Regions from separate parts of the Homo sapiens genome. Here region 1 is linked to region 2. A link is a loop called in an ENCODE intact Hi-C map of the cell type or tissue named here. Cell type or tissue: A673. All regions are shown on one strand. Each heading gives the region's core, and the rest is flanking DNA. Links, peaks and the distances in the headings are about the cores only.

Region 1 (12,896 bases), core at 499-8,498, 56 kb before region 2:
AGCACTTCATATACACCCTAATCATATGCTTATCCCACCACCGATGTTGTTGATGTATTAATCTTTCTGCTATTTTGGGAGCTCCACAAGCCTGTGATTTATTCATGCCTATGTCCTTCCATCTCCTATAAGGTCTAAAGGACCGGTGTTATGTAATTTCTGTTGTTGAATTGAAAGTAGAAATTATGATCTTTTATGTATACTTTGTAGAAGAAAATTATATCTCATTTCAAACATATTTGAAATCTGACCACTTGAATTCTGAATTCTATTTCATGCGGTTATGCAAAAAATATTAACAGAATGCCTAAGATATTGTTGGATGCTGTGCTAGGTCTAGGGATACAACAGGGAACAAGGCAGACAGAGTCCCTGCCTTATAGGCCTCAGAGATTGGTGAGGGAGGAATATGGTGCCAAGTACTGAATATGGTAATAACACGTAGTTTAGGAAATAGCCTGGCCTGAAGGGCTGAAAAGATTTCCCTGAGTTAATGACATCTAAACAGAGAACAAGGAGTGACTAACAATTAGTCAAGTAAAGAATGGAGAGAATTATATTCTGAGCTCTGACTTGCTTATAAAAAGGCAACATTCTCACCCATTCTGCAGATCCTAATAGTTTTTCAAGCTTCAGATAAAATTCTGCTTTCTCCAAATACTTTATCTGAATATTTTAGCTTTATAACATCTTTTCTCTTAACAACTGCCTTCGATAATGTTTTAAAAGAAGTGTGAACCTCAGGAATGTGTCCCACATTGAGAACACTGAGTTATTTCATTGAATCTTGAAAACAACCTTGTGAGTTAATTATTAGTATCTTGCCTTTCCAGATGAGAAAACTGAGGCTTGGTGAGCTTGAATGCTTTTCCTAATACCTCATAGCTAGTGAGAGCTAAAGGAAGAGTTGGATTTCAAATGTAGGTCTGTTTGCCTGGATTTAATCTTCACAACAGTTCTAATAGGTATGATCAGCCCCATTTTACAGATGGAGAAACTGAGAGCCAAAGGACAATTGACTCAAGATCACAAAGCTCCTGGTGTGGCAGTATCTAGATTCCAATTCTTGTCTGTTGGGGTCCAGAGACTGTGCTTTGAGAGGCTAATACTAAGACAGGAAGTATTTCCAAAGACTCCCTCTCATCTGAGCCCATGCGGTGCTCTGTGATTGCTATTCTGAGGCACTGTTGGGCTCCAGAGACTCCAGACTCGCTACTCCAAGTTGGCGCCTCCACAGACCAGCAGCATTCTCATCATCTGGGTGCTTATTAGCAAAGCAGAGTGTCAGGCCTTACCCTAGACCTACTGGTTCTAAATGTGCATTGTAACAAGATTGCCAGATTATCCTAGACAATTCACATTACAGTTGGAGAATCTCATCCAGAGATGAGATTGTGCCCTAGAATCATTCTTGCAATTAGAAACCATGAAATATTGACCTTCTAGGCTTAGAGCCCAAGGCCAGTCCAGTTTTGAGACTCTCATCTTTCAGGGAGATACCTAGGGCTCTGTATTGGGCTGGTCTTCCTTACTGACATCCAGAAGGTCCTGGGTACCTGTGGAGACTGAGTTTGTAGTTGGGATCTTTGGTCTGGTGTCCAAGATACAAAAGGCCCCTCTAGGGTTGCTATTCCCCAGGAGCTGAATTTTTTTTGCTGTGAGCTTTAAGTTATAGATTGCAATGAAAAACATACAAAATTACACGATGATTTATAGCATTCTTGTGAGGAATAAGGTGATAAATACCCTTCCCAAATTATAGAAAGACCTAGAAAAGCCAAATGACATTTCCCATAAATCTTTGCAAATTTGTGGCAAATCTGTAATGATCCTGTTCATGTGACTCCCTTGTTTGCCTTCCAGCCAATAGAAGTCTGTAGTAACATTATTGTATTTTTCTTAAATCTGTCATCTTTCTCTTTATAGTTGACCATTCTTTCTCTTTTGTTCGTATATTCATTCATTCATTCATGAACATTTATTGAATGCCTACTTTGTGCTGGTACTTTGTGCTGGTACTTTGTGCCAGGTACTTTCTTACTCTGTGGCCAGGTACTAAAACTTTACTAAAGTTTTAGTAAAACTTTCTTGTACTAAGAAAATTATATTTTTTAAGTGGTCACTATAGCAAAGACTCCAAAGACTGAACAATTGCTACATGATGTGGTAACTGGATGATTTAACTTACTTAAAAAAAAAAAGATATTGATCCTGGGCCAACACTTATTTCAAGTTTAAGACCAGCCTGGGCAACAGAGCAAGACCACATCTCTACAAAAGAAAAAAAAAAAATAGCCGGGTGTGGTGGTGCATGCGTATAGTTCCAGCTACGTGGAAGGCTGAAGTGGGAGGATCACTTGAGCCCAGGAATTCAAGGCTGCAGTGAATTATGATGCACCCCAGCCTGGGTGACAGGGAGAGGAGTGAGACCCTGTCTCTAAGTATATATATATGAGAGAAGGTTCATTTTTTTTCAACTGGAGGGAAAGGACCTCACAAATAGTGATGCTTATGGCACTGTGTATATTAGTATTTCCTGCTGGATGTAGTACAAGCAAAAGAGATAAAAATTACATTAAATAAAGCAAAGTCCTAGAGACTCAGATTGCCTTTTTTCTGCTTTGATCAGATTTTCAGTCTAAATGTGAACCTGTTCCATTTAGGAATCATGGTGTTGAGTGTGTGTGTGTGTGTGTGTGTGTGTGAGAGAGAGAGAGACAGAGACAGAGAGTGTATGTGTGTGTGTGTGTGTGTGTGTGTGTGTGTGTGTGTGCATGTGCTCATAAGTCTGTATGAAAGCCAAAACTGTCTAAGTGGCTTGTTTTTATTTCTATTCCTTATGGGAAACAGACTAACTTCCAGCCTCGAGTGCCAGAACTGACAGCAGGTATTTAGCATTCATTTATTTCTCTCCAGAATTTAGTCTATAGGGATGAAAACTGTGGTTGTAACATTAAACAGTTTAAGTGCACTATCCCTGTGCCAACTAATATGACAGAAGGACTTTTCTAGTATACATCAGGGAGGCATGGGATCCAGCAGAACTTTTCTTCCTTGTTAAAATTAGGTTATAACTAATTTAAGAGTTTGGGTGACTTCGAGTTTTCTAAATTGGCATGATCTATGGCTCTGAAAAGACAGCTCAGGGACTGTCTATGCAGTCTGTCTATGAGTTGTTTACACAGAAAGCAAGCAAACATGGAAATAATAAGTTGGTTTGCAATTTGAGCTGTGCTAAGTTTGTTTTGTTTGTTGAGGACAACTCCACCCATGGTGGAGGGGCCCTTTGAGCTGAAAGTTACAGGATGAGTCTGACTTTGCTAGTCCAAACAAAATCCTTTTCTCATTAGATGACTTCACTATGGTGGAAATCATGCCACATCAGTATATCCTTGTATCAGGCTTTCTTTTACTCTTAGCAAAACATCTCTGCTGCCCACTATAGAGACCCTTGATGAGTAATTTCTCTCTTTAGAGAGTCAGGAGAGTATAGCAAATTAGTGGTCAAAAGGATAGGCTTGAAAGTCAGAGAGACTGGGAATCATACATAGCTTTACCCCTTATGTCTCCATGACTTTAGGAAATTGGTTTAACCCCTCAAAGCCTCATTTTCCTCCTATAGGATAATAACACATATCCCATGGGATTAGTGTAAACGGTTCGTGAGATAATTAATGGAAAGGATTTAGCTTACTGGTAACTAGAAAGCCTCAATAAATGCAGCTATTATTATTCAGATATGAATTCAGATACAAAACCTCCTCCCTACCTACTTCTCTAAGCACTCAGTAGTGAAGCAAGGAACCACCTTCAAGAACAGCCCATTCTTGACTAGCTTGTAGCCACCAGTTGGTTGATAGGATGTACCTGAATTTAATGATTTCTAATTTTAATATGTAGTAGGAGATTTAAACTTTGGAATTTTAACAAATTGGATCATTTCGCAATAATTCAATTTATACCACATGGACAAAATCAGAACAGATTTGCTAAGTACTCAAAGCAAACATATGTAGCTCATCATATCACCACAAATAGGCTACATGAATGTAAACTGAGCTGTTGGCAATTCTCATCACTTGGGGAGTTAGTAACTGATTGATGGCCAAGGCTAACAAGTCTGTGTTTCAGTCCAATTATTTAGCCTCTTGGCCTTCGGTCAACTTCTTTTTGTATTTGCCATGTTATCCTTATTGATTTCACTCACTGAATAGACAATCACCTCTTACAGTAGCAGCAACAGATATCCTCTGCATATTGCACAAACCTCATAAACAGCTTCATTCATTCATACCCTCATTCAACCACTATTTAAATATTGAATATATAAAAAATACCTATTGCAGGGGAAGCAAATAGTTCCTTGCCCTTAAAAGGCTCAGTTTGGTGGAAAAACATATTTAATAAAAGCTACCCAGCAGTTGTAACACAGTGTGGTGAGTGCTCTAATAGGGGTGAGCAAGAGGTGCTAATGGAGAGAAGAGAGACACCTTACATGGCCTGAGAAGTCAGGAAAGCTTCCCCGGCAGAGCACTGAAGAAAGGAGGAATAAGGACCAACCTGGCAAGGGAGAAACAAGGACATTCCAGGCAGAAGGAACAACATGGGTAGTAGAGGTTTGGAGTCAAAGAAATTTTGACCTGTACATGAATAGCAAGTAAGTTGGCCTCGTTGACCCATGGCATGTGCAGAGGAATGGTGTGACTTGTGTATGGAGAGGTAGGCCCAGGAGAGACTCGAACACACTAAGTTTTAACTTTATACGAAAGGCAATAAGACCCTTCTGAAGGATGAGAGAAGGAGTCCGTTTTCTGCTTGGGAAAGATCACTCTGGCAGCAGTGAGAAGAATGAATTAGATGGGAGCAGGACTGAAAGGAAGGAGAGAATTTGCAATCATTCAGATAAGGAAATACAAAGCCCTGAGGACAATAGGGAGTGAGAGGCAGGGAAGGTTTGAGAAGAGGGAGAATGCACTGAGGTTGCTAATTAAATGCTAGGGGATCACAGTGCCATCAAACAAGAGTGAAAACAAGAGGCACGTTTGGTGGGGCGGAGAGAAAAGACAGGATTGCCATCTTTCTTCTTTCCCAACTTTCTGTTTTCAGGATGCTGTTGTCTCTTTTTTTCCACCTTTTCTCCTTGAATAGACTTTCTTTTCTGTACTCTGTGTACAAAAATTAGTATAATGGAAAGAACATCAGATTTGGATTGAGATAAATCTGGATTAAAATGTTAACTTTGCTACCAGCAGCTTTTGGTTTGTGTTTTTGCTTTAGAGACAGGGTGTCACTCTGTCACCCAGCCTGGAGTGCAGTGGTGATCATACTTTACTGCAGCCTCCAACTCCTGGTCTTAAGCTATCCTCCTACCTCAGCCTCCTGAGTAATTAGGACTATAGGTGCACACCACCACAACTAGCTAATTTTTAAAGATTTTTTTTGTAGAGATGGGATTTTGCAATATTGCCCTAACTGGTTTTAAACTCCTGGCCTCAAACGATCCTCCTGCCTTGGCCTCCCAAAGTGCTGGGATTACAGGTATGAGCCCCCACACCTAGCCTACTACCAGCTTTTTAACCCTTGGTGAGTTATTTATCTCATTCTTCCTTGCTTCTTCTGAAAAACAATGTTGTGTAGAAGAAGAAAAAGCTGCAAGTCAAATGGAAAAATAGTTGCCAGAGGAGCAGTTTTGTCAGAAAGATAGGAATCACTTTTGGTATTACAAGTGGTAAGGGGCTTAACAAGGAGACATTTATGAAAAATTAGGAAGGCCAGAGGAGCAAAGTCCACTCACCGAAGCACCCTCTCCTGAGCACTGGAGACACGGCCTTTCCTACCTTTGCTGGATGGCGTTTTTATTATCATTATTGTTATCGGTTTTTGTTCGGCATACAACCCCATCCTTTTCATGCTCTCCCTTCTGGGTAATTAATTTCCCAGCATCCCTTGCCAGCAGGTTCCTGCTTTAGGTCCACTAATGAGAGGCATTTGTGTGAGCTTTGGGAGGCAGAAGAGAAGCAGATGTTATTACTTCTCCTCCAACAATAGGCACATGGGAGGTTTATAGCCACCTCCAGCATTCTCTTGCAAATCACTATCTCCAAGTAGCAGGTAGGTGTGATCACTGAAAGTTTTTGCAATTTCTTGCAATTTTTTAATTTTCTGGAAGTTAGCAGTAAATCTGAGAGCAGCGTTCTCTGCTCTCTGTATTTTCCAGTGGATTTGTGAATAAACTTCCTGTATAAATACCATTCTATTTAAAAATACCTAGGCCAGGCGCTGTGGCTCACGCCTGTAATCCTAGAACTTTGGGAGGCCTGGGAGGCTGAATTGCTTGAGCCCAGGAGTTCATGACCAGTCTAGGAAACATAGCAAGATCCCATTTCCACAGAAAAATAAAAATAAAAAAAATAGCCAGGCATGGTGTCATGCACCTGTCGTCCCAGCTACTCAGGAGGCTGTGGTGGGAGCATCATTTGAGCTCAGGAAGTCAAGGATGCAGTGAGCCATGATCACACCATTGCACTCCAGCCTGGGTAACAGAGTGAGACCCTATCTCTAAAAACATTAAAAATACTAAAGTGGTGTCTCTTTTCCTGACCAAAACGTCAATGGAAATCTTTCTGGCAACTACTTTTCAGTGTCCTTTGCCACCTTTCCCCAGCCATTAAAAGTTGAAGACTTTTGGCCAGGTGCAGTGGCTCACTCCTGTAATCCCAGCACTGAGGCAGGAGGATCACGAGGTCAGGAGTTTGAGACCAGCCTGGCCAGCACAGTGAAACCCCGTCTCTACTAAAAATACAAAAATTAGCCCAGCGTGGTGGTGGTGGGTGCCTGTAATCCCAGCTACTTGGGAGGCTGAGGCAGGAGAATTGCTTGAACCTGGGAGGCGGAGGTTGCAGTGAGCTGAGATTGCACCACTGCACGCCAGCCTGGGTGACAGAGCAACACTCTGTCTCAAAAAAAAAAAAAAAAAAATTGGAGATGGAGACTCTCAGGGCTTTGTTTAGACCCTTTTCAAGCTACACTCCCTTGGTGAACTCATTCAGTCTTAAGTCTTTAATGTATTTCCTATGGTCCAACAATTCCCCAAATTATATCTCAAGCCCAGAATTTCCTTTGAGATACAAATCCATATATTCAACTTTACCTAGTGTCCACTTGACTGGTCACAGAGTCCTCAAGCTCAGCTTGTATGAAATTGAACTCGTGGTCTCCCTCTCTCCTGTTGCCCTGAACCTCCTTCTCCTTCAAGGTTCTCTTTCTAAGAAGATGAACTCACCCTTCTCTCTGGGCCTTAGACTAGAAATCTGAGAATCCTTCTTCTTCTGCTTCTTCTTCTTTCCTTTTTTTTAATTTTTATTTTTATTTTTTTTTTATTTTCAGATGACAGACAACCTCTCACTCTGTCACCCAGACTGGAGTGCAGTGGTGCAATCTGGGTTCACTGCAACCTCCACCTCCCAGGTTCAAGCGATTCTCCTGCTTCAGTCTCCCGAGTAGCTGGGATTACAGGCGCCCGCCACCACACTCAGCTACTTATTGTATTTTTAGTAGAGATGGGGTTTCACCATGTTTGCCAGACTGATCTTGAACTCCTGACCACAAGTGATCCTCCCGCTTTGGCCTCCCAAAGTGCTGGGATTACAGGCGTGAGCCACTGTGCCAGGCCTGAGAATCATTCTTGATTCATCTCTCGCACTCACCCTCTCATGCAATGAATAACCAATCCTTACTGATTCTGCCTGCCCACATCCTGAATCTGACCACCTCTCTCTGTCCTCACTGCCACAACCCTCTTCTGATCCAGCAGGCTTGATAAGGGGAACACCAGGCTTGATAAGGTGCGCAACCTCACTGGTCTCCCTACTTCCACATCTACCCATTTGAGTTCATTCTTCACAAAAGGATCTGAGTGATCTTTTGATAATAGACCATGTCATTACTCTGCTCAAGGCCTTTAATAGCCTCCAGTTGCTTTTAGGGTAGTTGTACATCCCTATCCTGACCTGCTTCATCCTGGGACATTCCTGCCTCCTGCCCAACCACCCCTCCCATCGTCTCTCCCTTTCTGCTGCCTTCCTGCTGTTCTCTGCCTAGAGCGTGTTCTCCTACTCTTCCTCCACCGAATTCCTGATCATCCTTTGGTCTTTTTTACAGATCTTCTTCAATTCACTGAGTTAGAGTAGATCCCTCACTATTCACTAAAATGGCAATATATATTCCCTCTTAGCAGTCATCACATGTGCAGTAACTTGTTAGATGTCTTTTTTCCCCCCCCAGCTAGAATGTACACTGCATGAGAGCAGAAAACCCTTCTATCTTGTTCATGATCGTAGCCTCAGTTTCTGGCACAAATAAGGCATTTAATAAATATTTGTGCAATGAATTAATAGTAGGTAAGCAATGTTCATTCTTTCTACCTTCCCCTTCCCTCTTCTTCTCCCCTCCTTTTCCTTTGCATGCTAGTGCCACTCTGCTGCCACTCTTGCTATTGTTTTTCCACATGTTCTGTGTCTCCCTCCCTCCTTTCCTGGGGCAGCCAGTGTTCATGCTGACAGCATAACCCTGTGTTAGCTCAGGTTCTATTTGTCTCCCTGTGGTTCTTCTGCCTTTGGGGTTTTTCTAAAAGGGGAACCATTTGTTAACCTCTCAGGACACCTCGTGCTTGGGGTTGCAAGGGACCAATTTCCAGCAGAGCACAGGATAGTTTTCTCAGAAATAATCAACCTCTGTCTCCTGTTGCTTTGCCTTTGTCCTGAAATGGCCACCTCAATGCCAGGAACTGGTGATTGATGAGGCCCTTGATGTTCACTGTAGAACAAGGAGCATAGTACAGAAATGTACTCTGTGTCATTTCCAAAATTATATTAGGCAACATTATAAGATTAATAAAATAGAAAGAAATATTGAGACTCTTCAAAAAGAGAAGCATGCAAATATACAGAATTGCCTGAGAGCTAAAATAATTAGTTGAGGCAGTTGTCTCAACTAACTGGCAGCCAGGGCAAAAGGAGAAACTACATAAACAATAATCCTGTCAGAAAATGAGCAAGCATAGCTGTTCATCAGACAAACACTTTATGAAATACCACCTTGAGCTTTTACTTTCTTATTATGTATTGTATTTATTGCATCCTGTGTGTTCAATTCAATTCAGTATGTATTTACTATATACTATATATCCTATTCAATTCAATTGCACATCTTTTCAGCACTTACTGGGGGTCAGGCACTGACCTACGTACTGAAGGTTCAAAGACAAAGAAGATATCATATCTGTTCTTGCAAATGTAATCTGAATGATTTAAAATTCAAGTCTCCCATGGCTTTGTCTTGTTTTACAGTCTCAGATTTTCCTCTTCTCCTCATAGTGGCCAGCGGGGTCTTTGTCTTCACCCTCTCACAGCTCAAGGCTTTCATCGTAGTTCTTACTCTGAGTAAGACACAGCTCAGATCTTAGTGAATCTTTTAGTGACCAACCACAAAATTGCATTCTACATTTTCTAATACCAGCAGGTAAGCTGTAACCTCATGTAGTTCTTTTCTGATTCCTTCTTCAGGAATCCAATACTATAAATCTGGGGAAAAGAGTTCTGAAGGAGAGAGTTCTTTCTCTTCTAGGGTCCTGCTTCTACAGAATGAAAATCTTATCTCCACTCACTCTGCCATCTGTGACTTCTCAGTTACTTTCTTACACTCACGTGCAGCAGAGCATTAAAATGAGACACTCTTAGCCTCCGTTCACACTGAAGATCCAAGACATGTACTTGCCCTGCATAGCAGTTTAAGGTGCTTGATTCCCAAGCAGGAGATGCAGAGAAGGATCGAGAACCAGGTTTGCAGCCCTGAGAGGATATCCAGCTCCAAGAAGGAAATGGTATACTAGAGGGGGCATCTCTTTGGAGAGAATTGTTAGTGTACCTTGAGTCTTAACCTTCTCCATGGAGAAAGATGGGAGGGAGTCCCCTCTCCTTAACTTGGTGGGACTAGCTTCAAGAGAATGACACAAAGAGCTTTTCTATGTCCCTGGAGTCTTTGGGGAAACCAAGGCTGGTGCTTAGAGGGCACTTGTAAGCATAGCTGAAGGAAGAACAGTTTTCCATAAAGAGACTGGAAGTGACAGGAAATAAGAGGAGGAGGCAAATGTCTCTGAAGAAACCACTAATGTGTTCCTGAAAGAGGCAACTGCCAATACTCGTTGGCTTTAAATATTCACCAGATGTTTAAACATTAGAGAAAGCCAATGCCAGTTTCACTGGTGCAGGTCAAATAAGGTCTTGCCTGCCTCCACATCCTCCTTTGCCCCTTGCTACCACTTCCATTCTCAATAAGCCAGGAGCAAACTGCTGAGTGTGGGGAGTAGGCAGGGAACTAGGGAAGGCAACCCCACTACTCTTTTCCATCTTCAGCAGGTCTAAACTGGGAAGGAGAGAAACTTGAATTTTGAATAAAATGGGGAGTTTTGATTATGACATGAGATTGTACATATTAATAACTAAAAATCAGACTTCTTGCAATTAAAACAAACAGAGGACTTCGTTATCTAATAATAACTGAAAAATTTGTATCTTAGATTTCATAAAGGGATAGGGGAAAGATCCAGCTCCACAAAACATGTTTGCATGGGCTGTGTGGGAAGGAAGACTGTGCTTAATTGCCTCTACAGGTCCTACTTATTCAGTGTATACTTGGACAACCTTAGTGTCTGGTTTGCTGTCCTCTTCCCCGTCACTCATGGCCCCATCCTGGTGTTTGCAACATCTATGTTATGACAGTTTGGATTATTGTTCAGAAAATATTCACTCTCTTCCCACCCCCACTGTGGGCAGAGCAAACATCCCTGAACCATTGGTATTGGGTTTGGTACCATGTGACTTGCTTGGGCCAGTGTAATGTTAGAGGACCTGGGGAATGTGCTTGCATGATTAGGCTTGGCTCTTACCACGGTAATCTACATGAGATGAACATGCCCCAGGTAGTTAGTGCCCCTTTAGCCTGGGTCCCAGAACAAACCCGTGTGCATTACATGGGAACCAAACCCAATAAGCTATGCAGCTGAGACCAGCCGGGATTAGCCAGCTGATCTGCAGACCTGTGAATGTCACACTAAATGTCCGCTGTTGCATGTCATAGAGTTTTGTGGTGGTTTATGATACAGCACTATTGCAGAAATAGATGAATAATTCATATGCAGATAAATACTATGACCTCTTAGATCTGTGACCTCCTTGCCTCTCGTGATCTTTTATTCTACCTTACCTTAGCCACCCATTTCCATGGTCATATTCTAGACTATGTCACCATCAATAATTACACCATGTTGATATACTGATTTCAAGAGTCTCACTCTCTGGCTACCTTCTTTCAGCTCACTTGTTTCGTTACCCCCTACTCACATAACAACACCTTATGTGACCTCCAATCCCCTGGTCCCACCACTTTCTCACTTTCTAGTATCCTTATCCTTTCCTTACTTCCCACCTAACTCAGCTTAAGATTTATGGCCCATCACAATCATCATTCCCTTGCAAAAATAATAATAGCTAGCACTTACATAGTGCATACAATGTTCCAAGCGCCGTTCTAAGCACTTTACATGTGGTCTTAACTTGAGCTCCCCCGAAAACTGAGCATGAGTCAAAGGCATTCACATAAGTAGTTTATTTGGGAAATGATCCCAGAAAGTATGTGTAAGAGACAAAAGCCAATGAAATATAGAAGGAGGAAAGCAATACAAGGGTGCCTTATTTGGGGGCTACCACTACGGGCACGTGGTGCTTGGCAGGAAGCCTTATAAATGCTTTCAGAACTATCTGCCCAACAGAAAAGAGGGGAATATAACCATGACTCCTATTCCTCACAGGCCAAGGGTAGGCACATGGCTTTAGTTCCCCTACATTGCTAGATTGTTCATGTCTAGAGCTCTAGAGTTCAGAGTAGGTTCCACAGGTGTCCTACGCTATGTTATCAGAGAGGCCCTGGGCAGGAGGCAGCAGGTACGCAAGGAGGGCCAGCAATGAGGCACTGTCAAGTTGCCCCTAGGGAAAGCTGGTCAAAGCCCGAAGAGAATTGATCACTGCAGCCACAGCTGGAGCAAGGGGAAGCCCCAAAACGACTTGGAGAGATGCTATAAGATGGTGGAGACATGCACATACTCATTCAGTCCTCACAGCAACCCCATTAACTAGGTACCATTGTTAACCCCATTTTTCAGATGGGAAAAGTGAAACACAGAGGTGTTCAATAGCTGGCTCCAGGTAACACAACCAGTACAAAGCAAAGCTGGATCCAACTCCAGGCAGCCAGACTCCAGAGTCTATGTCCTTAACCTCCACTCTGTATGTCTCTCAATGTGTGCAAACCATTGACTTCTTTGCCCTTTTTTCTCTCCCTTCTCACTTGTCAGTAAAATGACCTTACAAGTTTTAACACAAAGTCAGATAAAGCCATTTGAGGCATGCAAAATTCAGTGGGATATCATTTTAAATATTGATAAGATGTTTAATATCATCAAAAGAATATGAAAGTTTGCAAGATTCTATCAAGTTAGAAAGAAAGTATATTTATGTAACTTAAGGTTCCCTGCAAATTCAAGTCTGTACAGTTAAAAGAAAAATAAATATATATATCTCAAGATCTTAATTAAATGATTACCAGAGTGGAATTACAGACCTCTGGAGGAGACAGAAAATTAGTTTTCTTGGCCATGAAACTGCCTCTGAGATAGCTCTTAACTCCTGCTTCTCTTTGCTCCTCTCTGGCACTAGGCAATTTTGGTTCTTTTAGAGAATTCTTCACATTCCCACCATCAAATCTACCAACCTATCTACAACTTTACCTGTGTAGTCTGTCTTTCTTTCTCTTTTCTTTTCTTTTTTTTTTTTTTTTTTGAG
Region 2 (16,584 bases), core at 4,265-12,264:
GGACCTCCTATATTGGGATGTTTGCTTGCTTTTTGTAAGGAAGTTAGTGGACTCAGGTCGAATTTCACATAGCATAAAGAATATCAAGATTTCCACCATATTTTATTAATTTTGTGGTCATTAAACAAAATGGTGAAACATTTTTAGATGGGCATATTTTCTGTAACTGTTTCACAGATTTTTCTGAAATTTGGGCAAAGGTTATAAAGATGTTATTTATTGAGTTCTGTAGTTCACAGACCCACTAGCATTTTCATGAGTGGTTATAAACAGATTATTCATCAGTTTTCCATTGTTCTTATTAAGGGTATTAAAATACTTAGATTTAAATTTTTTGACTAGTCATCTCTATCAGCCCCTAACAGAGTTCATGCAGCTTTATAAATTAGTGACATCTTCAGTCATTGCATTTATTGGCTAAATAATTTTTTATAAATTGGATTGTCTATGAACGTAAAAGCTTTTGTTCTTAAAAAAAAAAACAAAAAAAACCTGAAAAGTTCTCAAGCTTTCCTGATAGACCCTTACACTGGCTCTCCTGTTAGAGACACCTAAACTGGCTGACACAAGGGAGAGCCAATAAATTAATTAGTTATTTAGTTTATTAATGTTGATCATTCAAAAAAAAAAACACCATTTCCCAACTTCCCCTTGAATCATTGCAATATTTAAAATTGTCAGTACTTTCTTTTTAAGCAACCAGCTCTTTGTGAATATCTAATGTTCCTATACTGGGCCCGGTTGGAGCTCTTGGTAGGTGTGGTGAGTACAAAGCAACAAGAGTCAATCATAAGGAGAAATCACGTGTGTGTCATCAGTTGATCTTAGATTCTGGCATCAGATAGACCTGGGTTTGAATGCCTGTACTGCTACTTACTGGCTTGGGTTCATGACTGTGGCCAATTTAACTAATCGTCATCAGCTTTAATTAAAAAAGCTTAATAAAATCCGCCTTCCAGAATTGTAGTGAGGAATCTGAATAATACATATGACTGCCTGGCATATGGTTAAGGTAAGCCAGGCAGTGGGACCAGAATGAGAATGACATAAAAGCAGCTATGGAGAGGGAAAGGAAGAAGAAAGGCTATGGTTAAAACCTAAGGCAGTTAATAGTCAAATGTGAACAGCAAACAATTACCAGGGAGTTTTCAAGGGCCTTTTGTATTTTAAAGACCTTTATGCAAGTAACTGTCATCTTTTCTTTTCTGGGGTTATTAGTCCTTGTTCTTTAGTCTTTCCTCCTAATCATCACTTTCCAAACCTTTAATTATCATTATGGCTTCTCTCCACAGTTTCATATTTCTCTCTCTGGTTGTAAACCCCAAGAGTTTGAACAGTACTCTGTGCCCATGGAGAGGGTGGGAATAACAGTGGCATCATACTTGTTTTCCCCTTTACTTTCTAACTATTTAAGAGAGATAGAAGCGAGTGGTAGAGACAAGTAAATACATGTGTCTTGGCTGGGCGCAGTGGCTCACGCCTGTAATCCCAGCACTTTGGGAGGCCGAGGCGGGCGGATCACCTGAGATCAGGAGTTTGAGACCAGCCTGACCAACATGGAGAAACCCCGTCTCTACTAAAAAAAATACAAAATTAGCCGGGTGTGGTGGCACATGCCTGTAATCCCAGCTACTCGGGAGGCTGAGGCAGGAGAATCGCTTGAACCCAGGAGGCGGAGGTTGCCATGAGATTGTCCCACTGCACTCCAGCCTGGGCAACAGTGAGACTCTGTCAGAAAAAAAAAAAAAAATACATGTGCCTTAATATATGCTACCGACAAAGCATGCCACAGGGAGCTGGTGTATTGATGAATGCAAACGCTTTCAGCGTGCCTACTGTGTGCTGGGCACTGTTCCAAGTACTTTACACATATTAACTTATTAACCTCATAGCAACTCAATCCAATAGGTTTCAATAGGGGTCTACTTTATCCCCACTCTGTAGACCAAAGCACAGGAAGATGAGATAACACATCCAAATTTCCAGAACTAGCAAGTGACAGAACCAGGAGTTGAACCTAGCCAGAACCTAGGCAATCTGGCTTCAGTAAAGGCATCTGTAACCACTATGCTATGCTACATCATACTAGTTGAAGGCAGGAAGTCTTGAGTACTTGAATAAAGAGTTTGAAAAACGTGTAGAAGTTTATTTGACAGGCTAAGAATGGGAGTGAGAATGAGTAGTTTTAAGATGAAGGACAACGGCAAATAGAAGGTTGGAGTAGAAAAGAGCCAATGGTCTCTGCTGTATTGGAGAAGTGGAAAATAAGGTCGGATTGATGAATTGGAGCCAAGTTATTTCACACAGTGTATTATATTATCATCTTTTATGAAGAGTCTACAATAGGGTAGGCTACGAGGAACCACTGAAGATTCAGAGCTAGGAAATCTGATGAGAAGTAGACAGCGTGGGAAGAATGAATTTAACAAAGTTACAGACCATGCCTAAGAGGATAAGGCAAAGATGAAAACAAACAGACAATGCTTGGTGATAATTTGGAGGAAAACAATGTAGTCAAATTTTCCATAATTTTGAGTCTAATGGACTGAGAGAGAGTGGGAGTGCCTATAGAACCAGAATTTTGCATTGGGACAAACTTTACAAATAATCTAGCCCAATTTACTTAGTAGGAAAACAACAAAACACAACAAAACAAACAAGCAAACAAAAACCCACCAAGATCCAAGAGATTATCCCATGTCATACAGCCAGATGTAAGGGAGGCTGAACTAGAACCCTGGTTTTCTGCTCTCAGTCTCCTGTGTTTACCGTTATATTGAGCTGGTGGACTCTTGCTGGAACTTACGACATTGCTTCAGCAAGCAAACATCATTATGACCAGCTATTTGGCTAAAATGGGAAGGAAATTGAGAAGAGGAGCCATTCCGTGGGAAATTTCCTGGGTCATTTTTGGATGGAAAGGGTAGAACTGGGCTGCACACAATTATTTTGTACTTACAATTTCTCTGAATATAGAAAGGGAATGTCAACTCTGCTGTTAAAGTTCTTTCTCAGAATTTAGCAGATTTGGATGAATACTGATGAAAACCAGTTTATTTTTAATTTTTATTTATTTATTTATTTGAGACAGGGTCTCACTCTGTCACCCAGGCTGGAGTGCTGTTAAAGTTCATTCTTGGAATTTGCAGATTTGGATGAATACTGATTAAAACGAGTTTATTTTTTATTTTTGTTTATTTAATTTTTTTTTTTTTTGAGACAGGGTCTCACTCTGTCACCCGGGCTGGAGTGCAGTGGCAAGATTGGAGCTTGCTGCAGCCTCGACCTAATGGGTTCAAGTGATCCTCTGGCCTCAGCCCCTTGAGGAGCTGGGACTACAGGTGTGCACCACCACGCCTGGGTAATTTTTGTATTTTTAGTAGAGTCGGGGTTTTGCCATGTTGCCCAGGCTGGTCTTGAACTCCTGGGCTCAAATGATCCACCCGCCTCAGCCTCCCGAAATGCTAGGATTAGAAGTGTGAGCCGCTGCACTCAGCCAAAACCAGTTTATTTTTAAGGGAGAGCATTTTTTCTTTTCACTTCCAGAGATTCAGAACTTTAGATATTATGCATGAAATTTCACTAAGAATCGAAATGATAACTATTCACATAGAAACTGTGCAAAACTCACTTTCATTTAGGGAGTATATTAATTACTAATCACTGTATATCCTGATAATTCTTCCTAACTCTCTGTTGAATTTCTGATGCACTTTATATTCTGAGATAATTAGGTAGAGTCAGAAGATAGCAATGTGTAATCTTTGTTCTATTGGATTAATTTATTACTTTCCTTCTACATCGAAGCCTCAGGGTTTAAAAAACTTCATAATTGAATATTTATTCCTTATTTAATTGAAGTTACAAATTCCGCATCTAAAATAAATCAAGATAAGGTAATCCATGTTGACATGAAAGTTTTCTTTAAACATGTGTTGGTGGGAATTTGGGGGCACCGGTTTTACTTTATGGGAAAAAACCCTTTTGATCTCACTCCGTGAACTTTATAAATTGTAATGTGAAACCATGTTCTTGATGAGAGCCTAACTGCTGTAGAGCCACGAGAGCTACAAAATCGATTTTTATGTTTCAGTGAAATGGATTTTACTTTTCTTGACCATTGAGCAAAATCTCTCTGTTCTACATTGAAATGAAATATATTATTCGGTCACTTCTTCTTGCAGTTGAAAACATCTCTGTCTCTTGTTAAAAGCAGTTTTTAATAGCAGAGGAATTGCTTCCTTATTATACAAAATGTATGAAAGATAAGGGGAAGAGAAAAAAGAAAATAAGAGAGTAGCAATTGCCATATAAATTTTTAATAAAAGATTTAAACTTCTGACTCCCTAAAAATTAGAAAAAGAACCAAGCTTCAAACTGAGAGCAGCATTTATTTCTAATATTAAACATAATGACTGTGGGTAACTATTTTTCCCCTGGGAGCCTCAGTGAAGTAAACCATTTACTTTTCATCGGTGCTTCTGGAAAGGAAATATTATTTCATTTGAAATCATTCATTTTAAAATTATTTGACTTGGACTTTAGCCCTGTTATTTTTGTAGCATAAAATAATATTTTTAAAGAAATATTTTTTAGGTTTGATTTGATTCATCATTTTCTTAATTGGAAAGATTCCTTATAATTTTATAATTAATGTTGGTTAAAAAAGAAAAGAAGATGTCTAGATAGGTTAAACAGGGAGTCTTCCCTAAATGAGGCTGAAATTATTAGCTCAAACATTATTAGGAAAATAATAGAAATGTTTATGCCTAAAAGTATATGACTCAAAAAAGTATCCCTACCAAAAATGTATCAGCAGGGCTAGGTAGGTATCCTTTTAAGCACTATACTTTTCTTAAAAAAAAATTGTCTTAGATAAACAGAATCCAATTGAATACAAGTGGGAATATTTCTTTGGTTTTTAAAAAGGAAGGTATAGAATGATTTGCTCTAGATTTTCATACATGGGTGGGGACAGTGTGAGGACCGGAGGACCTGCCAAAATGGAAGCGAGTTCTCTGAGTCCATCACCCTATCTTTCTTGAAATTCTCTCCTATCTTGATTTCTGAGCTACAGTGTAACCTGTGTACTAGAGGAAAGAAAGAAGTATTTTCTGTGCTGCTTTAGTCATAATTTTGATTTTAAATTCTCCTCTCTGGGCTCAGATTTTGAGATGGGTTTAGAGAGAAGTGCAAATGCGTACAGAGATGGGTGAGAGTTTCTTGGAGGTAGGTGTCATTCTTCCTAGTGGCACTCAGAGAATAAGAGGAATTGTTCCAGCAGGGAATAGCATGAGAGCAACTACAAGGGTCAGGGACCTTGGGAGGGAGGAGAGAGCACTGAGGTATAATAGCAATGAGGGGGTTCGTGTCATCAGTCTTAACAGGAAGAGAGGCTGCTCAGGGAACTGGAAATGTGGCTTGTAATGCCACTGACCCTGTGGCCATTTACATAAATGTAGGTGCTGTTCTTACCAGGTAGGGGAGAAAGTGCAGCTTTGGACACAAAGTTCCAATGTGCACATGGCCAAAAGGCAATCACAAGGATAACAAATACATTCTCTACAGCTAGGAATAATAGCATGCTTTATTTTGGATGTGTACTTTCAGAAAGCATTAGATAGTGAACAAAGTCAGAAGGAAATTGCAAACTCTGTGAAGAATAAGATTTTTGTCTGTCTTATTTACCCCTAACTCTCTAGCAATAGAAAAAAAGGGTTGTCTATAAATATTGACCCATAAATGAAGTAATTGTCACAGACGAATTGGAATCCTAGAAGGGGAACGAATGAATTCGGACAAGGAAAATCAACCCTTAAAGCAGAATCAAGACCTGTTTATAGCTGTTGCTATCAGAGCTCTCCTAATCTCTGGGGAGGAGGAATTATACTTCAACAAGACCACAACTGTATGAAACCTATGTAATAGGCCTAAACTAATATTTCATGAAGCAGGTATGGTTTGCCACTAAGGTGCCCCAAATATTTTTCACTTATTTCTTTTTTCCATTAAAGATCAAATTTAAAGAACATTTTTGGGCTCTATAAGTCAGATATTGAATCAGGGTTGGCCCCAAGTGATTATCCAGAAATTGCTACAGAAATGACATGGCAGTGGTTTCTACCCATTTAGCATCAGTCAAAGGCAATTGTATAAAGGGCATCCTCACAGGGACTGACACTAAATGATCCTCTGGTGGGCAGTGATCTGAATTAGGGTGATCCCCAGTGACAATCCCTCTAGGGTTTTCATAACTCCTCTGCCTCCTCTTCTCCTCTCACCCGTTCACTGTGAGCAGTCCTCGGAATCTCAGTTATTATTTTCCAGTGAGTCTTACCTTTGATCACGTGGCTATCACTGTTTCAATGATTTCCTATGCTGACGCCTCTGAACGTAGCATCCCCACACTAACTCTCCCCCAAGCACTGATCTCGTATCTTCCACTATTTTCAGTAAAACTCAGTATTGCTGAATTCTTCTAGCTACCCAGTTACAAAACCACAGTCATTTTTAATTCATTCCTCCCTCTTTTCCCCACCAAGTCCAGTTGATCCTACGTCTCTCAAATCTTGATCCTTTTCATCTTATGGCTGATTTGGTGTAGTCATTTATTAACATATCACCCTGCCTCTTGAATCTCTTTTCCAGATATGCTGTGGCCAGAATTTTCTTCTTCTTCTTCTTCTTCTTTTTTTTTCCTGAGATGGAGTCTTGCCCTGTCACCCAGGCTGGAGTGCAGTGGCACCATCTCAGCTGACTGCAACCTCCGTCTCATGGGTTCAAGTGATTCTCCTGCCTCAGCCTCGCAAGTAGCTGGGACTACAGGTGCGTGCCACCATGCCTGGCTAATTTTTTGTATTTTTAGTAGAGATGGGGTTTCACCGTGTTAGCCAGGATGGTCTCGAACTCCTGACTTTGTGATCTGCCTGCCTCGGCCTCCCAAAGTGCTGCGATTACAGGCGTGAGCCACCGTGCCCAGCCCAGAATTTTCTTTCTAAATTACCACCTTGACCATATTTCTCTCCTATTTAAAAACTCCTGGTGACTTTCTGTTACCCCCATTCAATCTTGCCTTTGAGAATTTAAGTGATCTGATCCCCCAAGCCATCCAATATGGGCCTCTCTTGTCCAGCCAGTCTGCTTTTTATTCCTGAGTTCTCCAGAAATAATTTGTTGATTCTGAATGTTATGTTTTTGTTCATGTTATTCTTCACTTGGAAAGTCCTTCCTTGCTGAAGGCCCAGGTCAAGTTGTATCTCCCCCATGAAAATTTTTAAAACTGTTTCATTCTTTGATCTCCTACTTTTTATACTTATCATCTACTTTTTTTTTCCTTTTTTTAGAGACAGAGTCTTGCTCCATTGCCCAGGCTGGAGTGCAGTCGTGGCATAATTATAGCTTGCTGCAGTCTCAAACCCCTGGCCTCAAGCGATGCTTCCACCTTGCCTCCCAAAGTGCTGCGGGATTGCAGGCATCAGCTACTGTGCCTGGCCCTGCTGTCAACATTTTGGTCCTTGCTCACAGGCCACTTTGAAATATGATTTAACTGGTTCATCTTCTTGTTTTAGTTCTCAGCATAATACTATATGAATACGAAGGACCCCAATAAATATATGTTAATGCAATGAATACAACTATGGTTAAATGGAAAGCAAACCCTACTTGGAGTTACGTATTTCAGATTTGGTTCTCAGCTCTGCTGCTCCACAGATAAATGACAATGAGAAAGTCACTGTTCCTCACTGGTTCTCAATTTTATTATTTTAAAGAATCACCTGGATCACAGGGCAAAGTCTGAACAATTAAAAAGATACTGCAACTTTGGTTGATAACTGTTAAAACTGGGTGATGGTACATGGGGGTTTAGTAACTATTCCATCTACTTTTGTATAAGTTTGAAAATTTTAATAATAAAGGATAATAATAATCACACAGGAGCACTAGTTAAAAACACAGAAATTAGGGTTTAATAGATTCCTAGATATCTCCTGTAAATTCTGATTTAGTGCTTTGAGGTAAGGTTTCAGGAATCTTGTTTTTATAGCTACAGTGTTATAAACGTTGTCTACCTCTCTGAACCTTTTTCCTAACCTGTAAAATTGAGACATCGTATCTACCCTACAAATCTAATGTAAAAGAAATAAGATGTATAAAACATGTAGTTCAGTTCCTGGCTCATAATCTGAAGTCTAATGCATGTTTAAAATAGCAGAAGTCTGATCCCTGCAGAAAAGACTCATGCTTTGATAAATAACTAGTGACCATTTATCCCTGAAGATGAATTTAGACAACCACAGCCAAGAATGAAAAAGAATAAAAGAAGTGAAAGAATTTGATTAAGAGTAGTAGTGACACATCCTCTCTTTTTCATGGTCTGCTAAGTGATTTGACCCTTTCTCGGAATGAACCGCAATGCTATTTAATTTAAAGAGCTCAGAGGTAACAAATTGCCAACAACTAGGGTATTTCATGGATGGTCTCACTAGACTGGTGACTAAGCTAATTTTGAACAGCTGGAAGGGCTTATCCCGCTCACACAAATCATGTATAGTTCAGGCATTGTGGAGAAAATCACTCTGAAAAGTAAACAAAACACACCTCTTCTAAGCAAAGTGTAATTTAGGATTATTGAAAAAGGAATTCTTAGACTTCTAGTAGATATATTTTTGTTTTAAGCCACATAAATATTTGTTTATAGTAATTGCTTATGAATAACTAAATAGATTTAACACTACAATTGCACTTCATTTTCTTTAGAATTTTGAAATGATTTTGTTTTCAGTTGAATGAATCATACCATTCTGAGTTATATCTGTCCCTTGCTTCAACCTCCACCCCCGCCCCCATCCACAGTTTAGTCCTCGTGGGATCCTTCTTTTACTCTTCTTCACACTGTCAGAGAAAACTGTTCCAATAAGGTAAAATCTAGACAGCAGAAGGTTAAATAAGCACAAGAATGCTGGAAATAACGCTACTTAATAAATTAAGCTACTTTATGTAGCTTAAAATTGGAGGTAGCATTGACCATAGTAATAGGTCTGACACCATTCATTCATTTGTTCATTCATTCAATAAATACTTAGTGAGCTCTTGGGAATTCTCAGATGAATTAGACACTGTATTTCCAAGGGATCCCTTTTAAGACCAATACAAATAAGGTAAGGTTGAAAATAACACAGGTGGGCATGGGTGGCTGCTGGTGGTGGTGAAGCCAGCACAAAGTTATCACTCATCAGGATAGGCCTACCTGAGGACGAAGTCTTTTACTTGGGCTTGCAGGAGTCACCGGGGTTGACAGGAGTGGGCCGGGGGAGCTGTCCTAGCCTAGCTGAGCCGTCCCAACTACCCATAGTATGCATTGGCTACAGACATGGCTTAGGTTAGAGCAATATTTTGTAGCTATGGAGAATAGCAAGACTTATATTAGCATGACTGATGTAGAACTGAGTCCACTGGCAACATGTATTAAACAGCTGCTCAAATTTGCCACAGTGTGCAACTTGAATGAGATGCCAATTTAGTTTTTAATCCTGTTGTAAATTGACCATTGCTTAGCTCATTCCTGACAGACCTCTTTGAAAAGCAGAATTCAAGGTTTAGATTTTTTTCTAGTTTATCTGAAGAGTATAGGAATATTGTGAAGAAATTTTGGGTAGAGAATCTGAAGGAAAAGATAGATCAGACACAGACAGTATCTTAAAACTCATATCTTGGATTGGTTTTTCCAAACAGTAAAATATTGCCTGTATCCTTAAATGCAGAGAAGCGAAAAGTGGTAGTTAAAGCTGACTTCAAAAATAATTAAATTATTTTAAATAATATATATGGGTGTTTACTGATACTAGTTTCTGGCTATTTAGAAATTATAACTGTTTTTAATCTGTAATGAAACTATTGCCACATTCAATATATACTTCACAAGACATTAGTAAAGAACTAAGCTTTTAATGTCTGAATATGAAATATGTAATGAGCATTAGAAAAGCAATTATTAGGTACATATCTACCATAAAATGTTCAAACTGGATGTAGTAGCAAAGAAAAGACCTTTCTAATTACCCTCAGTTCAGCATCAGAGACCCACAGGCCCTGTGATAGCAATGTCTGTCTCCTTCTCACTTTTACTAAAAAGTAAACTGTGGTTCCAATGGAGGTGTTGGGGACACATCCAGATCCCAGGGAGCCGCCTTAAGAAGAAATCTCAGCCAGTGGCTGCATCTTCCCAGACACTTCCACATAAGAGATCAAAATGAAAGGAATTGATAGCTGGCCAACAGCAAACTCTCATTCACTTTGACAGCTGTAACTCAATTCCTCATAAGTGTGATCAAGATAGACTGCGAGGCTACAACCCTTGCACTGTGAGTATTGATCATCCGTCTTTCCCAGTGGCTTCTGGCAGTCCCTCTCCCATTGTATTGTGAGACAGCTGAACCACTTGGGAGATTACTTCTGATTAAGTCAAGTGAATTAATACATCCATCATCTTACATATTTTTTGTGTGTGGTGAGAACATTTAGGATCTACTCTTATAGCAATTTTCAAGTATGCAATACATTATTATTAACTATAATCACCATACTATACCATAGATCTCCAAAACTTATTCATTCTGTTACACTGTCACTTTGTACCCTTTGGCCAACATCTCCCCATTCCTGCTCCCACCCTGCCTCAGCCCCTGGCAACAACCATTCTACTCTGTCCCTGTGAATTCAACATTTTTAGATTCCACATGCAATGAGATCAGGCAGTATTTGTCTTTCTATGCCCAACCTCTTTCACTTAGCATAATGGCCTCCAGGTTTATCCATGTTGTTGCAAATGATAGGATTTCCTTCTTTTTAAAGGCTGAATAGTATTCCATTATTATTATAGTACATTTTAAAATCCATTCATCCATTGTTGAACTAGATTGATTTTATATCTTGGCTATTGTGAATAATGCTGCAATGAACATGGAAGTGCAGGTATCTCTTGACATAATGGTATCATTTCCAGAAGTGGGAATACTGGATCATATGGTAGTTCTATTTTTAAATTTTTGAGGAACCTCCACACCATTTTCCATAACGGCTGTGCTAATTTATATACCCACCAACAATCTACCAGGGTTCCCTTTTTACCACATCCTCACCAACACTTATCTTTTGTCTTTTTTATAATAGCCATTCTAACAGGTGGTTTTAATTCCATTTCCTTGGCAATTAGTGTATTGAGCATTTCTTTCATACCCTGTTGGTCATTTATATGTTCTCTTTGGAGAAATGCCTATGTAGATCCTTGGCTCGTTTGAAATCTGTTATTTGTTTTATTGTTATTGAGTTGTTTGAGTTCCTTAGAACATTTTAGAGTTTTCAACTAATGCCTTCAACTCGTTTTGATTTATCAAATTGCATCACTGTTAACATTTTTGTGCCTGGAGCCACCCCAGAAATTATTCCTGGTTCCTGGCACTTAGAGTGATTAAGTAGACAGAATGAAAGGAACAAGAATATGGACATATTAGGATTCTAGAAGATGACAGTTTTCATTTAGCTAGATGCCCTTCTAAGACTACAGTGGACCTTCTGTGTTCTGCCTGTCCAGCAATCCCTCCAGCTCAGTGCTGGTTCATAAGTTTCATTGTCTCAAGTGCCATAAGAAGTTTACACTAAACACTTCCACACAGAAAGATATAGAGTGCCTTCTTCGTGCCATCTTTCCTACTCTCATCTTTAAGTGTTAAATACATTTTCACAGGGATTTAGTTTAGGGACACTGTTTTACTCTCACCCTATAACCCCACATAAAATTTAGAAGAGTGTTTTTGTTCTTTAGAAAGTGCAAAATTAATATTTATTAAATGAGGTAGGTAAATCAGATTTTATAGGTTAGGGCAGATTGGACATTTACATATATATATGTAAATTTTCCTATTTTCTTCAGGCCTACCAATTTCATCCTATTCTCTCTTTAAAATAATCTGAATGATTATTGTTCTCTCAGAGATATCCTCTTTAGACTTATCTCTTTCTTTCTTACACCCCAATGATATATTCTGATTTAAATAGCCTAAGAAATTAGCCCCTGAGAAATGTCAGCAAAAGGAGAAACAAAGCTAGCCGAACATATGAGTTATTCCCTAAATCTAGGAAATTTCTGAAAGAACAGATGAAACGTTGTAGCCAGTGTCAAAACAAACAATGAAGCAGAAAAAGCTACTGTGTTTTCATCCTGACCAGATGAGCACTCTTGGTGTGGCCAGTGAGTCTTCCTTTTTCCATTTGTGTGTGCAATAGAAACCAGTTTATGATTTTACAGGTAACCTAATGCCAAGATTGCAAAATGGAGCATAGTCTGCAAAAATATATAATTGTGTAAGTGTCTACGTGTGCATGTGTGTGAGATTAATATGGCACATTAGGTTTCCATTTTAGTGCTTTTTAGCTTTGTCCTGTCCTTTCCCAGAAAAGCTGGTCAAGCTTTTTTGAATCACTTCTACACTGTTATGATTCTGATGATCAAAAAAGATACCCACAGGTTTTCTAAAGCACAGCATTTCACAACCTTATGTCAGTCTGAAACAAAATGAAACAAAACACAGCAAAATAAAACAAAACGGTTACATTAGAAAAGATTAAATGGAATGCTTAAAGAAATTTAGAAACATTTAAAACTGGAACATTTTAAGAATTAAAAATAAATTAAAATTGCTTTACCAAACAAATCTTGATTCTTTTCTTGCTATTTGAATAGGAATGGGGGGAAGTTTCACTCATGTAAATAAAATGTAAAATTATGTTTTGTTAATGACTTTCTGCAGGGTGTGGAACATTTAAAGTTGGCTGTGTATAAAGCCATCTTGTTGGCATCTGCTCTTAGGGATCCCTCTGTCTTAAATCTCCAGAGAGGCAGAATGACATCATGGTTAAATGTGTGAATCTTGGCATCAGGATGTTCCAGGTCCAATGCTAGCTTTGCTACTTATTGGCTATTTGAATTTAGGAAAGATAGTTGAGCTTGCTTAGAGTCGGTTTCCTCATCTACAAAATGAGGTCAATAATAGTAACACCTCAGAGAGGTTATGAGAATCAAATAAAACCATACATATGAAGTAGGTAGCTCAATAGCTAGTTGTCAGTGCTCATAATATCATCAACAAATAGCTGTTGCTGCTGTTATTATCTGATCTCAGGCATGAGGTATGAATTTAAATATATTGCATTTTCCAGGGAGAGTTTCTAATTGTTCTATAATGAATTTTAATTGTTAAACATAAATCAAGGACTTTTTTTTTTTGGTTTTGAATGTGGATGGAGGCAGGGTGCTTTCTAGTACTCCTGCATTCTCTACATGGGTAAACCCAATCTGTCCTTCTGTATCACTTTATTTTTCCAAGGACATTGTTGGTGGCAGGAATAAATCTGAGTGACATGCCAAAATGGTAAGTGAAATTTTCTCCTCTCTCATCACTACTATAATGACATGGTTTACATCCCTCTTCACCTAATTTATTCATCCACCCACCTCTTCATCCATCCAGTTATCCATCTATCCTCTACTAAGTGCCAGGCATTGGAGTAATGACATGAATAAGGTACAATCTCTGTTTCCAAGGACCTCAAAGATAGTCAGGGTTGGGGTGAAAGGAGGTTGGTGGTAGTTGGGGTCTCAGACACTTAAAGAGATAATTATTCTGCAAAGAACTTAGTAAAACGATTGTGATATACACAGGATTATATGGAAAAAGGGACATCAAGGACTTCCCACAAAAGTTTCTTTGCATTGGATTTTAAAATTCACAATCTCTGTATAAAGAACTTTCTCCCTGGCAATTTCTTCATACCAACATGCAAATGGATTTAAATATTCTACAAATTAGATTAAGGTCCTTAGTTGTTGACAGGAATACACAGAGCTATTTAGCTTTTCCCTGTAAATTTAACCTCCTTAGTTATCTTTAAAACATAACATATATGTGTATCACCACTAATGTTCTGAAAATGGACTAATGTCTAATCATGGCTTGAGAGCTGCAGAATGTTTAATGTGAACCAGACTTTGAAAAGACCCAGCTGAAGTGCAATTAACTCAGTGAGGTAAATCTTTGGAGCCTCATTTTCTGTGTGTGTTGGTGGGGTATATACTCACAGAGTGGGAAGAACACTTGTATTTCCATTTATTTCATTATTTCATTTATTTGGACATTGGTTAGTTAATTGGTCTTTTATTAATCCATCCCTTGTAACACATAGACTTACAGTCATGTTCTAATCCTCCTTTTAAAGCTGCTTCTTTGGAAGCTTTTTTTTTTGATGGAGTTTTGCTCTTGTTGCCCAGGCTGGAGTGCTATGGCACAATCTCGGCTCACTGCAACCTCTGCCTCCTGGGTTCAAGTGATTCTCCTGCCTCAGCCTCCCGAGTAGCTGGGACTACAGGCGCCTGCCACCACGCCTGGCTAATTTTTTGTATCTTTAGTAGAGGTGGGTTTTCGCCATGTTGGTCAGGCTGGTCTTGAACTCCTGACTTCAGGTGATCCACCATCCCTGGCCTCCTGAATTGGAAGCTTTATGTGTCATAAATTACCTCAAGTAAATTTCTTCTGTTAGATGGTAAGCACCATTTAGAGTATGGGTTATTGTCATTGTTTTTGTTACCTTTATTATTATAATCAAGGACTTGAACATGTCAGAAGAGAAAAGAAATCCTGTGATCCTAACAAGACCCTGCTCATTTGTACCTAATTCCAAAATCTTTAAATTCACACTGATTTGGGCACATTTATTAAAGGAACAGTTATTATAGAAATCTTACTCTACCCTCATTCTATCTCCCCAGTGTTTTTCTGGTATTTACTTTAAAGACAGTATCAAATTACCAGAAATGTAAAGCCCACATCCCTAATGTGTATGTGAAACCAAACTACATTTGATTGTAGTTGAAGGAAATTAATCCAGCAAACAGTCTGGATTTCAGTTTGCTGTTTACAATATTTGTATTTCTGCATCTTCAATTCTTTCAGAAACTGATTTATCTTCAATAGGTTATGTACCATCCATGATTTACTTCTCTTATAACATAAAAAAAGAAATACAATGAGGAATAAAGACAAAGGCCGGGCGCAGTGGCTCACGCCTGTAATCCCAGCACTTTGGGAGGCCAGGGCGGGTGGATCACCTGAGGTCAGGAGTTCAAGACCAGCCTGGCCAATATGGTAAAACCCTGTCTCTACTAAAAATACAAAAATTAACCAGGAGTGTGCCCATAATCCCGGCTACTGGGGAAGCTGAGGCAGGAGAAATCACTTGAACCCGGGAGGTGGAGGTTGCAGTGAGGTGAGATTGTGCCACTGCACTCCAGCCTGGGCAACAGAGTGAGACCCCATCTCAAACAAACAAACAAACAAAAACATTAAGAGTTGGAAGAATAATAAGAAAAAAAGTCAGTAAGGAGTGGAGAGACAATACAGATGGAGCAGGCAATGAATTAATGTGGCTTTCAGATCCTTTACTTCAGTTTTTTGGTACATTTGGCCTGATGTAGAATGTCCTACGATGTAGGATATAATTTTGAACATGGCAAGGGACCTAGTATGTGATATCCATCATCTGTCATCCTTGTCTTTCCTGCAGTTCAGGATGCCACTTATCCCATTTCCTGTTTTCATACAGTGTAGGGCTGAAGCAAGATCCAAACAACACTGTGATACAAAAGAGAAACAGAGGGCAGCCTGCTCATCTTGGAGGGCACGGAAAGACTAGCGAGACACACACAAAAAAAGCAGGCCAGGCGCGGTGGCTCACGCCTGTCATCCCAGCATTTTGGTAGACTCTTGTGGGCGGATCACCTGAGGTCAGGAGTTTGAGACCAGCCTGGCCAACATAGAGAAACCCTGTCTCTACTAAAAGTACAAAAATTAGCCAGGTATGATGGTGGGCGCCTGTAATCCCAGCTATTCGGGAGGCCGAGGCAGGAGAATCGCTTGAACCCGGGAGGCGGAGGTTGCAGTGAGCCAAGATCGCACCATTGCACTCCAGCCTAGGTGACAAGAGTAAGACTCTGGCTCAAAAAAAAAAAAAAAAAAAAAAAAAGAAAAAAGCAGATCTTTTTTCATGTGACTCTTATGCCTGTTACAAGTAATGCTGGCAAATCCTTCCTGATCTTTTCACCACCAGAAAGACAGGATAGAAAGGCAGAGAGGGATGGAGGGAGAGCAAGAGGGTTAACATAGCTTGTTCATTTATTTACTCACCAAACTAATATTTATTGTTTGTCATGTGACAGGCACCAAGGTTGGTTCTGGGAATTTGAAGATGAATGAGTTACCACCCTTGCCTTCAAGGTGTTTCAGTCTAGCAGGGAGAACGATGTTTAAACCAGTAATTAAGCTTGATACAGCAATTATTTTAATGCTGAGCCACAGCTCTGAACAGAAGGGGCGCAGATGTGGAGACACAAGCTCATCCTTTTATTGAGTTCCCTAATAAAGAGCAAGATGCTTAACTCTGTTGATCTCTAGCTTCTTCATTAAAATGGGTGGGAGAGCATCTTCTCACTTGCAGACAGTGCATGTAAAGTGCCCAGAAGAGTGCTTGACACAT

Evidence for each region. Hi-C counts contacts between places; a loop is a spot of excess contacts. Peaks named below come from ENCODE experiments on the same cell type or tissue, not always from the same donor. Only the 100,000 strongest peaks of a DNase experiment are listed, where the experiment ranks them.
Region 1: a loop joins it to region 2, with 2.9 times the contacts of the local background. A loop is called at or near these places in 6 of 110 quality-filtered maps.

Annotation. Positions count from the first base shown.
Region 1 is chr1:108,024,928-108,037,823 of GRCh38, reverse strand. No RefSeq gene overlaps it. Among named protein-coding and RNA genes, the nearest start is that of LINC02785, 33 kb to the left of the region's middle. In A673, for the core only: no CTCF peak of the experiment used is centred there; no DNase peak of the experiment used is centred there.
Region 2 is chr1:107,968,880-107,985,463 of GRCh38, reverse strand. The region is part of intron 1 of VAV3-AS1 (VAV3 antisense RNA 1); the gene reads right to left. Among named protein-coding and RNA genes, the nearest start is that of VAV3, 12 kb to the right of the region's middle. In A673, for the core only: no CTCF peak of the experiment used is centred there; a DNase peak (open chromatin) is centred at 8,473; H3K27me3 peaks cover 1,862 bases.